2 separate regions of the Homo sapiens genome follow, and region 1 is linked to region 2. A link is an interaction called in ENCODE POLR2A ChIA-PET data of the cell type or tissue named here. Cell type or tissue: endothelial cell of umbilical vein. All regions are shown on one strand. Links, peaks and the distances in the headings refer to the core of each region. The heading gives the core; the rest is flanking DNA.

The links. ChIA-PET counts read pairs that join two places held together with the same protein. Peaks named below come from ENCODE experiments on the same cell type or tissue, not always from the same donor. Only the 100,000 strongest peaks of a DNase experiment are listed, where the experiment ranks them.
Region 1: POLR2A ChIA-PET joins it to region 2 with 5 read pairs; 2 of 35 experiments call an interaction of 5 or more read pairs at or near these places.

Annotation. Positions count from the first base shown.
Region 1 is chr3:29,236,261-29,243,831 of GRCh38, forward strand. No RefSeq gene overlaps it. Among named protein-coding and RNA genes, the nearest start is that of RBMS3-AS3, 41 kb to the right of the region's middle. In endothelial cell of umbilical vein, for the core only: no CTCF peak of the experiment used is centred there; a DNase peak (open chromatin) is centred at 4,131; H3K27ac peaks cover 1,854 bases.
Region 2 is chr3:29,143,481-29,151,051 of GRCh38, forward strand. No RefSeq gene overlaps it. Among named protein-coding and RNA genes, the nearest start is that of RBMS3-AS3, 130 kb to the right of the region's middle. In endothelial cell of umbilical vein, for the core only: no CTCF peak of the experiment used is centred there; no DNase peak of the experiment used is centred there.

The DNA of each region.
Region 1 (7,571 bases), core at 2,605-5,104, 93 kb after region 2:
TCTCTAGTTATTCCTGTCTGTCACAGATGCAGGCAGGATACAAAGCCACAGTTATACTGTCTCCAACAGATGGGAAACTATGCTAATGAGTTTTGGATTATCAACAATTACAAGCAGTTCTCTTATTGGTCACTGGCCAGATGCTTAAATTTTTGGGTGGGAGTGGGAGAGAATGAAAAGTAGCAGCTCCTTTATGCCGTCTTGATGGTGTTCTGAGCTGTTTCTTTCCTTGTCGAATCTTTTTCACCAGCCATTTCTAGAGTCTCCTGAGTTTTCCCGGGGCATAAGAAATCCTATTCTTTATTTATGGTGATATAACTGATCCATGGTAAGCAGGTCATAGCTTGAATCATTCTCTGGTCTTGGTAGATTGATTTGCAGTGGTCCTTTCATGGGCTCACATCTGTTCTCACTTGTGGCCAGATACTAGAATTAACAGAGGGTTGGCTCTGGCTAAGGGTTTGGCCATTGACCATGAACCAAATTGAAATTGACTGACTCCTATGAGGCTCAATATTCTTGTTAGAACTATGTTCAATCTAGTAGCATTCAGTGCTTAGTATAATACTGACTTTTTATGAAATCCAGGATTTTCCATAAGAGCACTTACCAAATTGGTAAGATAATTAACTCTATGATCTTTTCATGGATTTAATACAGATGAAAATTTTAAGGTATTATTAATTTTTCTTTTCTCTGCCACCATTTTACTAAGCACTTCCTAGATATTATTTCACTTAATTTTCAGAAAAGGCTAGACATTATCCCATTTACCTAATGAGGCAACTGAACACCTCAGAGGTGAACAGAATTTCAGAGGGTCACATAGCTAGGCAGAGAACACTATGGGATTGACATACTTCCAGGGTTATCCTATCTCAATCCCCTGATCTTTTTTCTATGCTTACAGCAACTCCTATAACCAGAAATTTTAGAGGTTGGAGACCCAGAGATATTGAACTTAGACAAGTTGGCATAATTAATTGCTGAGTTTTTTGATGACTTTTCTGTCACCTGCAGACGTGCTGTGAAGCATCTGTGGACAGCATTCTCCAATCAGATGTACTTTCCCACCTGGAGGTGTCTTGCTGGTGTGTTCATCTATCTGCTGTTAAACAGTCCCTATTTCCACAAGAGTCCTTGAGGCTTTTTTTCTTTGTCCATCTTGTTAGAAAGTCAATCTGTTCTGTCATGCAAAGAACAGTTAGGAAGGCTACAGATTTAAGTTTTAAGATCTTTCATCATTGATAACTTTGTGAAGCAACGTTTGGCTTTCATATATATGCATACACACATAGGCACACATGTAGGCATCTATATACATGTATTTCTAGTTATATATGCACACATATATGTATGTATGTATTTCATTATATAATATTTAGACATGTAGAAACAGCATCTATTTACTAATTAAATTAGTAATTTAGTAAATATATGTACTGTATAAATTTAAATTAGCAATTTAGTAAATATATGTACTATATATAGTTACTAAATAATTTATAATATATTATATGTTATATATAATTAATTATATTATATTTAATTATATATTAATTAATATAATTAATTATATTATATTTAATTATGTATTAATTAATATAATTAATTATATTTACTAAATAAACTATTTATAAATAAGTTATTTTTACATGTATGTTCATGTTACTACCATCCACATCAAGGTATAGAACATTTCTATCTTCCCCAGGGAGTTCTCTCATCCCTTTTCTATTCCAAAGCAAAACATGACCCTAAATCCCTACTCCTCCACATACACCTAAATAGATACTTGGGTTAAAGCTGCTGTCTGCGTTTTTGTGACAAGTCTTTGCGTGGACACAGGCCTCCATTTCTGTTGAAGATGTACCTGTGAGTAGAATCATTGGGTCATAGGGTCAGTCTTATATTTTCCAAAAGCTATTTGGAATGCTGTTCAGAGTGGAGGACAGCATGTCAAATTATTAAAAAGAAGTAAAAGCGTACTTATGATAGAGAAAGAGAAATTGGGGTTACTCAGTCTGAAGGATACAGCTAAGAGGTGATATTCTAATTCTCTTGAAGTATATGAAGGGTAATTTTAAGGAAGAAAGGAACACACTATCAATTTATACAAAGTACAAGATGAGAGAAAATGGGATTAAATTTCAACAAAGGAGTGCTTAGGCGGACTATTATCATAATTAACATAGAAATAGGTTACTGTCCCAAGGGTGTCTTCAAACATATAATGCTCTCTCCTTGGGTAAAAGGTAGATAAGTATCGAAGCAAACTTTCCTTGCTATCTCATGAGTCCTTTTTTTTTTTTTTTCTTCATTTGTCTTCTGGAAGATACAGTTTTTCTTTTGCTAAAACATCTTATGTCTAGGGTGACTATATATATTTTCTATTGTTGAAGCCAGAATACTTTAGTCCAGTACAAATGCTAAACTGCATGGTATGCCAGGACAAAGCCTTACGTATGCACACTAAGGTATGTGGTCATGCTTGTGCTATTTATAATTAACATTTCTTGCACAAACCAGTAACACCTGGACACATTTGACAAAAGTAAAGCTAGTGAAAAGTCTGCTCCTAGTGTGGCAGAATAGCTCCTATTAGACCAGCCTTTCTGAAGATAAAAAGTAAAAACCCTGGACAAAACGCAAAGAACAAGTAACTAAAAACACTGGACAGAGACTCAAGGCAGGCAGATTCTGGAGGAGAATAGAAAATGGGTTTGGTTGGATTTTTCATTTTCATGGCTTCTAGCCCAAGAATAGGCTATAGTGTGTACCTTTGCTGGGTGGCTAAAACTTCTGAATTCATCTTCCACCTTTGTTTGGGACAGAGACTTATAATCTCCATGTGGTTTCCTGCAAATAGGACACAGAGATCACTTTCATTTGCCCTAAATCACTGACAAATCCAGACCTTAGCTTCCCTGTTCATTTTTCTGTACCTGGCTACTGGCTGCTTTGTGTATCAATGGCATAAAAAGTCAAGACGTATTCATTCCCAGTATCAGGCTCAACCAGGATCACCATTAGCATATGTGACACCATTGCAAGAATTGGAAAATGCCACCCTCCTTGATAAAATAGCTTGCATGGAGAATTCTTGGCAAGCAAACTACAAAAAGATGTCTAGAGCCACTGCATAGCACACCTCTAGGGAATACCATTCTCATAGTGGTCTTTGTAAAGGACAGCTTCTGGAGTTATGTCAGGCAGAACCTGTTTATCTTTATGGTGTTGCCTTCAAGGGGCCTCTTCCTCCAAGAGATCACTGCTCTATGACGGAGCACATGGCTTTGTGAGCAGAGCGTGGCCTGGGTTTTAGCACAGCTTGCCCATTGTGCAGTGAATGATTCACACAGATATAAATGTCAGTCTTGGGTCAACTTGCTCTTTCATGGCTAAGAAGATTTTCTGTTTAATTTATATCCTTGTGCTTCTTTACCTATAAAGTACTGTTCTTGTACCACTATGGTCATTGGACTGAGATGAAGACTGTAACTCAGAACTTTCCTGATGTCAAAGTTAGACTTCAAGGGCATAACAATTTGAATACATACTCCAAAGGCTACATATGTGCAGATTTTTCATAGCACATGAATATCAAATATGAAATCTGAAATCAAATATCAAATCTAATGATCCAATCAGCAGTCATTATTTTGGGAAATGGCTTTATCTAAATTCCATTTGTGAAGAGCAGTTTTCTTTTGTGTAATTGATTTTCCATCTGTGCATGTTCTTTGCTAGGTAAGTTGTATTGTTGAACTTTCAAGGATAATCACTTTATTTTTGGTCATGAGAACCCATGACAGAGGCTCACTTTGGCCAGCCTTCCAAGAATGAACACTGTACTTGCTTGCTACTATTGCCAAACAAATTGTCACAAACTTAACACCTTAAAAGAACACAGATTGATCTCATACAGTTATGTAGGTCAGAAGTTTGGTAATGTTCTCACCAGGCTACACTCAAAGTATAGGCAACACTATGTTTCTTTCAGAGGTTCCATTTCCTGCTCATTTGAGTTGTTGGCAGAATTCAGTTCCTTGCAGTTACAGGACTGAAGTCCCTATTTTCTTGTTAGCTGTCAGCTGAGAATTGTTCTAGCTTCTGTAGGCCTCCACATTCCTTAGCTCATGCCTCCCTTCCTCTTTTCTCAAATTACATTTCACTGACTCACTCATCTTCCTTCCTCCTTTACTTTTAAGGATTTATGTAATTAGATTGGGCCTGCCTGGATAATCTAGTATAATTTCCCCATATCAAGGTCCTTAATCTTAAATAACATCAGCAAAATCCCCTTTGTCATATAATATAACATATTCACAGATTCCTAGAATTAGGATCTAAACATGTTTGGGGGGGAATTATTTTTGTTTATCACAGCTTTCAGACATTCTGCCTTAATTGCATTCTTAGATCGATTTATTTAGTCAACATTTAATAAATCTTCAGTTAACAACAAAGAATATAGAGATGAATAAAATATGACCCTACTTCTAGGTGTTTATCACTACAGAAACCAGACTGATGTTTACATATGCACACTGAACTTCCTATAATGTCAATTTACCTGGCTACCTCCTTAAAAATAAAGACAATGGCTTCAATCACTGAGTTCCCAATGTCAAGCTGTGTGAAATAAAATAACAAGTATTCAGCAAGTATTGCTGAATTCATTAATTCTCAAAGTCAGATGGGAGAATTCCCTTGCTTCCTTCACGGGATTTGCAACAAGGGTGTGGCTCACTTAGCTGCCATGCTCAAACCCCCTGAAGGAGGGGCAGCATGCAGGTCAGCAGGTGCTGGGGCCGGGGCAAGCGGTTTTGGGCTCTGGTCCCATGGCAGCGTCTAGGGGTGTGTTAAAATTAATGCTCTTTTAGCAATTGCCATCTGCAGATGACTAAGTGTTAACCAGCTCAGTGGAGAGTCAGGGTGACAGCCTTTTATACCCTCTTGGTACCCAGGTTTTTCTCCAGCATCCAGGAAGAATCATGTCATGGATTTGAAGGGTGCAGAGATTTTATTGAGTGATGGAGGTGGCTCTCAGTGGGATGGGGAGCTGGAAAGGGGATGGAGTGGGAATAGAATCTTCTGCTGGAGTTTGGCTGTCCCCAGCTGAACTCCTCTCCCACCGTCCCCAGCCGAACCCCTCTCGACGTTCAGATGCTTCTTCTCTTCTTTCCTTTTCTGCTGTACTGCTCTGCTCTTCTGCCAGTGGAGTTTGGGGTTTTGATGGGTATAAAATGGGGGGGTGTGGTGGGCCAGGGTGGTTTTAGACAAAGCAACATTTCAGTGAGAAAACAGGAGTAACTTGTTCTCATTTAGGGCTGTTGTTTTCAGGCTTGAAGGTGGGGCCTTTGCCCAGGAACTGCCCTCTTCTACCCAGTATTTTCCTGCCTCCTGTCCGTATCAGAAGTATTTTTAAAGCATCTATTAATGCCAATACTGTTCTAGATATTTGGTAAACACTAGTGAATAAAATCAACTATATATGTACCTACTCTCCTGGAGCTCATATTCTAGTGGGACACTTAATATCTTAGGGGGGTACTTTCATTCTATTGCTGAATGATTACATGAGCACATGAATGAATGAGGCTAAATAAATAAGTTGGTGAAAGAATATCAGAGATTTTGAATGCCTCATTAAGGTGTTTAAATTTTATTTTACAGGCAGTGAGGAACTGGGGATTGTTCTTATGCAGAAGTAAATTGATGAAATCTATTTTTAGAAACAGTTGATAGAGTAGAGAATGGATTTAGAGGTGAAGAATGGCTTGCCAAAGGCTTGAACCATGACAATGACAGTTGGAATACAGAGTAGGAAATAGACCCAAGAGATATTTATAATACTGATAACTGAGATGAAAAAAGGCTAGGAAAACTGGTGTGGTAAATCAGAGGCTGAAAACAAAGTCATACATTTATAATCATTTGAGTGTAGGTGATAGTCACTTCTCTTTAATTTAGACTAGCTTAATGAGAAACTTTTTTTCCTGTTAACATATTAAAAGGTACACACACAGAGACACCTCAAATTAAAACATTCTGCCATTTTCTATCACATTACTAACATTACCAATAATGTATTGAGCATCTGTAGAACATGTAGTATACTTCAACATTCAAACAGGGAATTTAGACAATTATTCTATTTGAAAGCAATAGGCTTTATGTGCAGAGCCATCAGAACGGAAAGCTTGACATGGGAAATTTAGCCGTTGAAATGCAACCAAGAACACATCAGAGGTGACCTACATAAAGAAACTTAGTACAAATGATTCCTCCTTTGGGGAATCTACTTTTGTTCTTTCTTGTTCAACTGAGGAGAGGGGAAAAATTCTGTCTATAAAAATGCTGAGAAAGAAACTAGGATGAAGAATTGTTTTAGAAGGCCCATTTGTACTGCATCTGTGAGAATTTCTTGTAGTTAGTTGTTAGAATTTATTCATTTCATCTGAATATGTTTCATCCTTAAATGGATTTTCAATGATAGCTCTTTTGAGACTGTCTGATCACTGTCCTGCATGTATGAAACCATTGATCAGGAAATTCTCCTGCAACAGAAAGGACTTGGTGGCATCCAGAAAGTCCAGTGGCATCTTTAAAATAGCAGCCTGTCTCCTGACCCCTCTATTGACAGTTTTTTTTTTCACATTTAACATAGAACAGTCATTGTACATCACAGCAAGAAAGGAAGCAACCACCCTTGCATTTATATTTGCTGAGATAAATACACAAACACAGACTCAGAGATATCAGCAAAATCCCAACATAGAAGTATAAATAAGAACCAACAATTCAAATGCATAAAATGTTTGTTTATATTATTGAGAGCTTAATGAGATGTTTGGGGTTTAACTAGCTTAACCAGCTGACTGGGAGTTTTAGGGTCCAAGAGTCAGTCACCAACAGTGTTATAACCAAATTAACTTTATTGCAGGATGTAAGGTTGGTAGGGTTTTACTATTTTCCATATAAAGGTATACAAACTCATACACACACATACACAGTTAAGAAATAAATATATGGAAAAGAAACCTAGCTTTTATTTTGAAAATTGTGAAACCATATCAGATAATTCCACATTTTCCGTAGGTCAGGTATACTCTATATATCCAGCACCTTGTGCAGTGGGCTACTAGAAAGACAATTCCACAAACTTTCAATCGTGAAATCTTAGAGCTGGAAAGGGGATTGTTCAATCTCCTCATCAAAAGAGTCATAGACTTTGGGAGGACAAGGCCAGTGGATCACGAAGTCAAGAGATTGAGATCATCCTGGCCAACATGGTGAAACCTCGTCTCTACTAAAATGCAAAAATTAGCTGGGCGTCGTGGTGCATTCCTGTAGTCCCAGCAACTCAGGAGATGGAGGTTGCAGTGAGCCGAGATGGAACCACTGTACTCCAGCCTGGTGACAGAGTGAGAATCCATCTCAGGAGAAAAAAACAAAAAGAGAGGCATAGAGAGTATCCAATAATTTTTTAATTTCATAGAGCTGGATAATTTCTGAGCTAGACTAAAACCCAAATATCTTGTTTTGAAGGGTATCTATTCAGTGTT
Region 2 (7,571 bases), core at 2,061-4,560:
CTTTCTACCCTCCTGGGCTAACGCATATTTAATAAGTTTGTATGGTTTATCTTTAAAGTTTGTTTTTCCTGCTTTTAGAGCTATTAAGTAGAACTCGATAAATTGCTGGAGGATAAATTGTGGTGCACATTGAATCTATGCAAATTTGTATTTTGTTTTAAGTGTCTCGTTTTCTACAATCACATGCCTGGCTGATAAATCAATGGCTTTATTTTCTATAGAACCTCCCTCGGCATGATCTTCAAGGCAGGTAACCCTACTCCATCAGACCTCCTGAACTAGTCCTCCTCCGTTACTTAACCTAGTGCCTATCTTAGAACATGCGATGGTGGATATATTCAGCTGCCAGAATATAATATGAGATATGTTTTTAAAATGGAATGAAAAACCCTCTCTCTAGGGTTGGCCCTACACACTACAACTCTCTTTGTCATACCCTTAGCCACCAGATCCCTACCTTCAGGTCACCAGCCTGGAGCTGCAGTCATTTGAGTTTGTGATTAATGCTTTAGCATTGGATTTCTGGATATCCAGAGGTAACTGAGTTTCAATCATGCTTGACGCCCCTTGCTTTGTTTCTAACTTTGCTTTTTACTTGCCTTCCACCTTGTTTTGACTTCACCATCAATCCAGTCTTGGGTTCAAACTGACTCTGGTTTTCCCCACTTCTTGAGTGACTCCCAGCTAATCTTTGTTGTTCTGTCATAACTAGGTCTTGGTTCCTCACTGGCTGTTGGTCCCTGACTTGGGTCCGGTGCTTATGACATTCCGCTGCCTTGTTCCAGGCTTGCCCTACGTGGCAGCCACCATATCCACTTCTTCTTCTGAACCCTGCTGACTTAGGGGCTTCTGGTGCACTCTCAACACCTAAGGACTGCTTCTGCCTTGCAACCCGGTCTCTTTTAACCTTTTGTGACATTTGAGTCAGTCTTTAGGAACTGCACAAGCAAAGCTGCTGAGAGTCTCTTGCTAAATGTTGTTCTTATCATCTTCTTTGTGCTTTGCAGTAAGTTATGAGCACATTCCCTCTTATCAAGCATTAAGTGAGGTGTTGTGGTAGAAACACTATTACTTCCTTCCTAAGTCGGTGTACTGCATATGTGGAGAAGTTGGCCAAATGCCCCATGCTTGGGCTTTTGGCTAAGCCCTAGCACATGCAACTTATACAAAAGAAGCTGCTAGCTCAGCACCTGACTGGCATCCCTGAAGCCCGTGGGGAAAGTATGTAAATTTGATTCAAAAAGGAACTCTGGATTGCCTACACTAATGCTATAATTCTGACTGTTAATCCTGACAAACAGCGGCCTGTAATTCTTGTTAACTCTCTAGTATCTAACCTGACATATACCATACCATTTCAAAAGATCAATTCCCAGTAAATACAGGATGTTTTCAGTTGACTGTCCACAGTATTTAGCAAAGATGTTTTACACCAGTGCCCAAAAGACAGGTCTTTAATAGCCACCACTTCTGTTTCAAGCTGCAGACAGTAGGGGTAGATAGAAGTACACATCTGAAAGACAGCTGAGTGTTTCTTCCCGACACCAGACGCTTCTCTCCTGGAATAGGGCCAGATCGGAGCTGTCTGGATTCTTTGTGAGCCTGTTCCAAACTAACGTATTTATTATCAAGGAGGAAAGCTTGCCTGATGTTAGATCACTGATGTTTGCTTTGCAGTGTTTTCTTGCAGAAAATTGCAAGAAAGAGCTTGAAACAATTTTGGTGAGGAAACTACAGAGAAATCCACTTTTCTCAAGGGTGAAGTCCTGACAATACCCCTGCAGATTGGGAAAACTGGCTATCACCTTTTTCCTCTTTTTATAAGAAAAGTGATGCTTCCCAAATGATAAATAGTGACAATATATGAGGGTCTAATGGTATTTTGTTAAAGGCTGGAGCATTCTTACTGAATGTTTTAAATATTCTTGGTTATGAGAATAGGGATTTATTTTTAAATGATTATTTGGCCCAGACAATGCTTATAAAATATGTACATTCTGTTGGTACAACATACAAATCTTTTGTGGTGGTTTTGAGAAAACCCCAGACTTCTCAAGTCTGGGAACAGATGGAGCTCTAAACTCAACCGCATCTTACAAAAAGGACATGTGTTACTATCTGCCTGTCTTTTCACTTTATGTGAGATGTTCCACTTTCTAGTGAGCAGTTATCAGACTTCTGTGAGTATACAAACTTTTGAAGTGGATGTGTTACACAGTTGTAAAATTAGAGAATTTTGGACTCAGCTATGTCTTTTAACAGGTATTGGTAATTAAGACCTTTGGAAAGTGATAACCATTTAAATGTGTTTCACAAGATGGGATCTGTAGCATTTTGGTCACAGGTATCGACATGTATACATCTGTAAGAACTTGAACTCAAATGCTTTGAAAACATCAAGATAAAATAGTTCATTTAAATTATAAAATTTCTCATTCCCTCATTCCTGTGTAGCTGACTAAAATCCACTGGATAAGACCTAACTGGTGGTGTATGCAGGGCACTGGAGATGTTGTACATTATTCATAACTTTAGCTGGTATTTATGAACTTCCTACTATTCAATTAGGAAGTTATTTATGCTAAATCTTGACAGAGCAATCTCAAAGTATAGAGTTTAGAATCACCTCCCATTTAAAGAAAAGAATAAATTTCCTTCCTTCCTTCCTTCCATCATTCCTTCCTTTCTTTTCTTTCTTTTTTTTGAGACAGAGTCTTGCTCTGTAGCCCAGGGTGGAGTGCAATGGTGCTATCTCGGTTCACTGCAGCCTCCACCTTCCAAGTTCCAGTGATTCTCCTGACCAGCCTCCTGGGTAGCTGAGATTACAGGCACATGCCACCGCGCCTGGCTAATTTTTGTATTTTTAGTAAAGACAGGGTTTCACCATGTTGGCCAGGCTGGTCGTGAATTCCTGACCTCAGGTGATCCACCTGCCTTGGCCTCCCAAAGTGCTAGGATTACAGGCATGAGCCACCATGCCCAGCCCTTTCTTTTCTTTTGTTATTCAAATTATTTTCACAATAAAGGGCCAAGTTTTATGAAAAGCAGAATTGCCTTCTGTAAAGAACATAAAGTTGTTGTGTTTCAGTTTCTCATATGCCAAGCTGTTACATCAAAGCTAAAGCTTGTCAATGTTGAATAGAAAGTTAAATTATTTAACTTAAAAACACTAATCAATACTAATCAAAAGATTCATTGTAAGCTACTTTAACAAAGATTCATACTACACGTATAATAATTCAACTTATATGTATACTATAAAACTATAAAAACTAAAAAAACATGGATACTATAAAAACTAAAAAAAACTAATCAATACTAATCAAAAGATTCATTGTAAGCTACTTTAACAAAGATTCATACTACACGTATAATAATTCAACTTATATGTATACAATTGACTTAAAATATATTTTCTATAAAAGTATGCTTCTTAGCTAGTCATAAAATATTGACTGGATAAAGGAATCAGTCTTAGAGATGGTACTTTCTACATGGTACTTCTACAAGCAATTAAATACAATATTGTAGGCCGGGCATGGTGGCTCACTCTTGTAATCCTAGGACTTTGGGAGGCTGAGGCGGGTGGATCACCTGAGGTCAGAAGTTTGAGAACAGCCTGGCCAACATGGTAAAACCCTGTTTCTACTAATAATACAAAAAAAAATTAGCTGGGTGTGGTGGCACGTGCCTGTAATCCCAGCTACCTGGGAGGCTGAGGCAGGAGAATCGCTTGCACCTGGGAGGCAAAGGTTGCAGTGAGCCGAGATAGCATCACTGCACTCCAGCCTGGGTGACAGAGTGAGACTCCATCTCAAAAACAAAATAAAAAAAAAACAAAAAAATATTGTAAATCATCATTAACAGAATAAACAAGAATATTTGTTATTGGGCATATTGTAACACTGGGGAAAATAGCGTTTGAAATAGGCAATGTTGACATGCATATTTCGGTATGTTCAAGGCCTTAATGATTACTTTGCATTTCACTTTCTCAAGATGGAAGTCTCTAAGGTCAGGCTTCTTAGTTGTTTGTGTCATTACATCTCTTCATTCCTTTACATTGCCTGTGGAAGGCTCTGAAATGTGAAATGCCACTTAGAATCTGAAATAGCTTTATTTGTTTATTTTTTTAACGTTGAATTTGGGGTACTAGGAGGTAGGTAGGGAAGATCTGGTGGACTCGTATCTTCTAGAACTATCCAAAGAAATATTTCTTTTTTTGTCATGTGGCTTTTCAGAACTTGAACAAATTGTCTGTTTTTGTGTTTTTTTTTTTAATAGAATGGGCCATGACTAAACTCAATTGCCTAGTCAGTAACTAATTTGATATAAGTCTTATGGGAGGTGCCAATTAAGCATAATGTAAAAATTTTCATGTTCAGCAGTGGCAGACTACGAGTTAAAGTGTTGGGTCTTTGGCGCTTTCCCTCTGTGTTATGGAAAAAGGAAAAAGAGATGACTTTAGACTAGTGGTTCTCACAGTATGGTCCCTGGACCAGCAGTAGGGACATCATCTGAGAACTTACCTAGAAATGTAAATTTTAGGGCCCTTCCCTGATTGATTCTAATGATTGACAGACAGGATCTTTAAAATGTCTTCATGCAGGTGGGCCTTTGGGTAACCCTTAAGTCATAGAGCACAGGCAACCATGAGGTTGTTTAGGATTAGAAGAAATCTTGTCAAGTTGTATCTCTGTCTCCCACCTTGTAGGAAAGGACTATACTCCCATGCAGCCAGCCTAGTTGAAAATATGTATTTTAAACTGTTTTTAAAAGATTCCACAGCTTCAAAAATTGATTTGCCCCAAATTTAACAGCCCTTTTCATCTGGAAATTTATTATATGGCTTAATTAAGGCAAACCACTCTATTGTTCTATTTTAAAACAAATTTAATGGAAAACTGCTTAATATCCCCTCCCTTTCCTTTGAACACTTGAAAAACATTTTTATTTTATTTTTTTGATACAGAGTCTTGCTGTGTCACCCAGGCTGGAGTGCAGTGGTAGTGCAATCTTGACTCACTGCAACCTTCGCCTCCCAGGTTCAAGTGATTCTCATACCTCAGCCTCCCTTTTAGCTGGGATTTCAGGTGTGTGTCATTGTGCCTGGCTAATTTTTATGTTTTTAGTAGAGACAAGGTTTTACCATGTTGGTCAAGCTGGTCTGGAACTCCTGGGCTCAAGTGATTTGCCTGCCTTAGCTTCCCAAAGTGCTGGGGTCACAGGCCTGAGCCACCGCGCCTGGCCAGGAAAACTTTTATTTTAAATAGGCTACTTGCCTTTTATACTGCATGCTTATTCATGTAATCCTTTGTTTCTAAGTTTATCTTTTCAAGATTTATTTCCCAGCAAATGTAACTCTATAGAAATTAACCTAGTCTCCAATTGGAAACGTGTTGAAGCAAAGTCCCCCTTTTGCATGAGGTTAGAAAATGACAGTACTTCGGGTATAAAATTAGTTCCTTAATCCTCCCCCAAGGTGTACCATTTTGTGCTTCAACTTGTATGGCCTATAAACCTTGAGGAATTTTATTGTCTTTGAACATTATCCAGCAAATCTCCTCTAATTAATTTAATCCCTACAGACATATACTTGTTGATCAGTACAAATCAAGGCCAAAAATATCAGTCCTGCTTGGAAAGCTGCTTTTGGCAAGAAGACTCTTGATTCTGAGTTGTTTTGAGCTCATGCAGCAAAGGTACTCAGGAAGGCTTTTACCTCACCCTACTCCCATTTCATTAGTGACAACTGGCAGACACGAGAATCTTCATGTATGTGCTCATCCCTCTGGCTTCCTTCTCCCACCTGCTAATGGAAATTGTTAACATTACTTTATTTGCAGAAATAGTCTTAGAATAATTAGAGGGCCAACCATCCTGAGAATCACTTAATACAGCCTATTGGCTTAAATCAATTTTCCTCTAAAGGGTAGTGTGGATGAATGCCTTTTGTTTGTTCGTTTGCTTGTAAGGACTTCCAGCCTTGAAAAACCATTGTCTTTACAGATAACACAGTTCCATGATTAATAACACACTTTGTCAAGAAAGTTTCCCTAATGGGTAAACTCAGTACCTTCCACTGTATCTCAAGATCATTGCCTCTGCCTTGCCTTCTTCATGCCTAAAAGTCCAGCAGTAAGTCATCCTTTAGCTTTTTTGTCCTTTGATGCAATTATCCTGATTTTCTTTCATCATTTTCCATCTATCTGTTTCTGGCTTTCTACATTTCTCTTAATTCTTTCTAAACTCTTCATATAAAACAGATTTATTATTTTGTAGGATCAAGACAGTGCTAACCTGAGTGGGTAGATGGATTACCTAATGATTCTTGGATATATTTTTATTCTTATATCCCAGAGTCACACTACAAAAATCATAGATTACTGTGATTCCTTTATCCATTCTTCAGATACTTACGTGTGGATTTAGATATTTTATCTTTTTCCAGCCTGTTTTATATGTTGGTAGACAAATAGAAAACGTTCTTATTGATTGCTTTTAAAAGTACAGAATTTGAAGCTATAGTGTGTACACACAATGCTTTACTCAGACCAATTATACAATTATATCAGAGGTTGGTAAGCTTTTTCTTTAAAGGAGCAGATAGTAAATAATTTAGGTTTGTAGATCATAAAGTCTTGTTACAATTACTTGACTCTGCTTTTATAGCATGAAAGTAGCCCCAGACAATATATAAGTGAATGACAATGACTGTGTCCCAATAAAACTTTATTTGTAGGTATTATATGCAATTTGAATTCATAAAATTTTTATGTCACAAAATATTATTATTTTGATCTTTTTCTTACTATTTAAAAATGTAAAAACCATTCTTAGCTTGCAGACAGTACAATAACAGGCAGTGGACTGGATTTGGCCCTTGGGCTGTAGTTTGCTGACACCTGAATTATATGAAATGGGGGGTTTTAAACACTGAAAATATTTATTAAGCCTCAGCATATCTTGTCATCCTGAAGTGCTTAGTTTGGTCTCCCCCTCATTCATATTTTCTGCTGTCGTCTTTTACAGATCAGACCCATTTCCACTGTCCTCTAATATCCTTTCTAGTGATATTTTAGTGCCACTACACTACACTTCTAGTAGAATGAATGACGGTATTCAAACAATGTTGACTGAATGAATGCATGAATGGGAAAAGAGGATGTGGAGAAAAGAAGGAAGAAAGACAGCACCTAAAATGGAGACAATTTCATAATTGGTGAAATGGAAAAATAAATACGAATAAGTTATTTGAAAGAAGAGATCATCTATGTGTTCCAATTTCAGTAGTTTTGTATTGTGTCCAAACAGAAAAAATTTTGAATTGGATATAATTCCATTGCTCCTCCTACTTGTCCTTTGGTGTTGCCTCATATTTTTAGTGTGTTTTATTTTTCTGTGTCCAAATCAGAATAAAAAACAATTTTGCCATTTTTTAAAAGATGCCATACAGTACAAAGAAATTACATCCCTATATGTGGATGGTTCATTCAACCAATAATAATCTTGAGGTTATTGGTTCAAATCTACTGTACACCAATTCTTCACAGCAACAGACCTAACTTCAA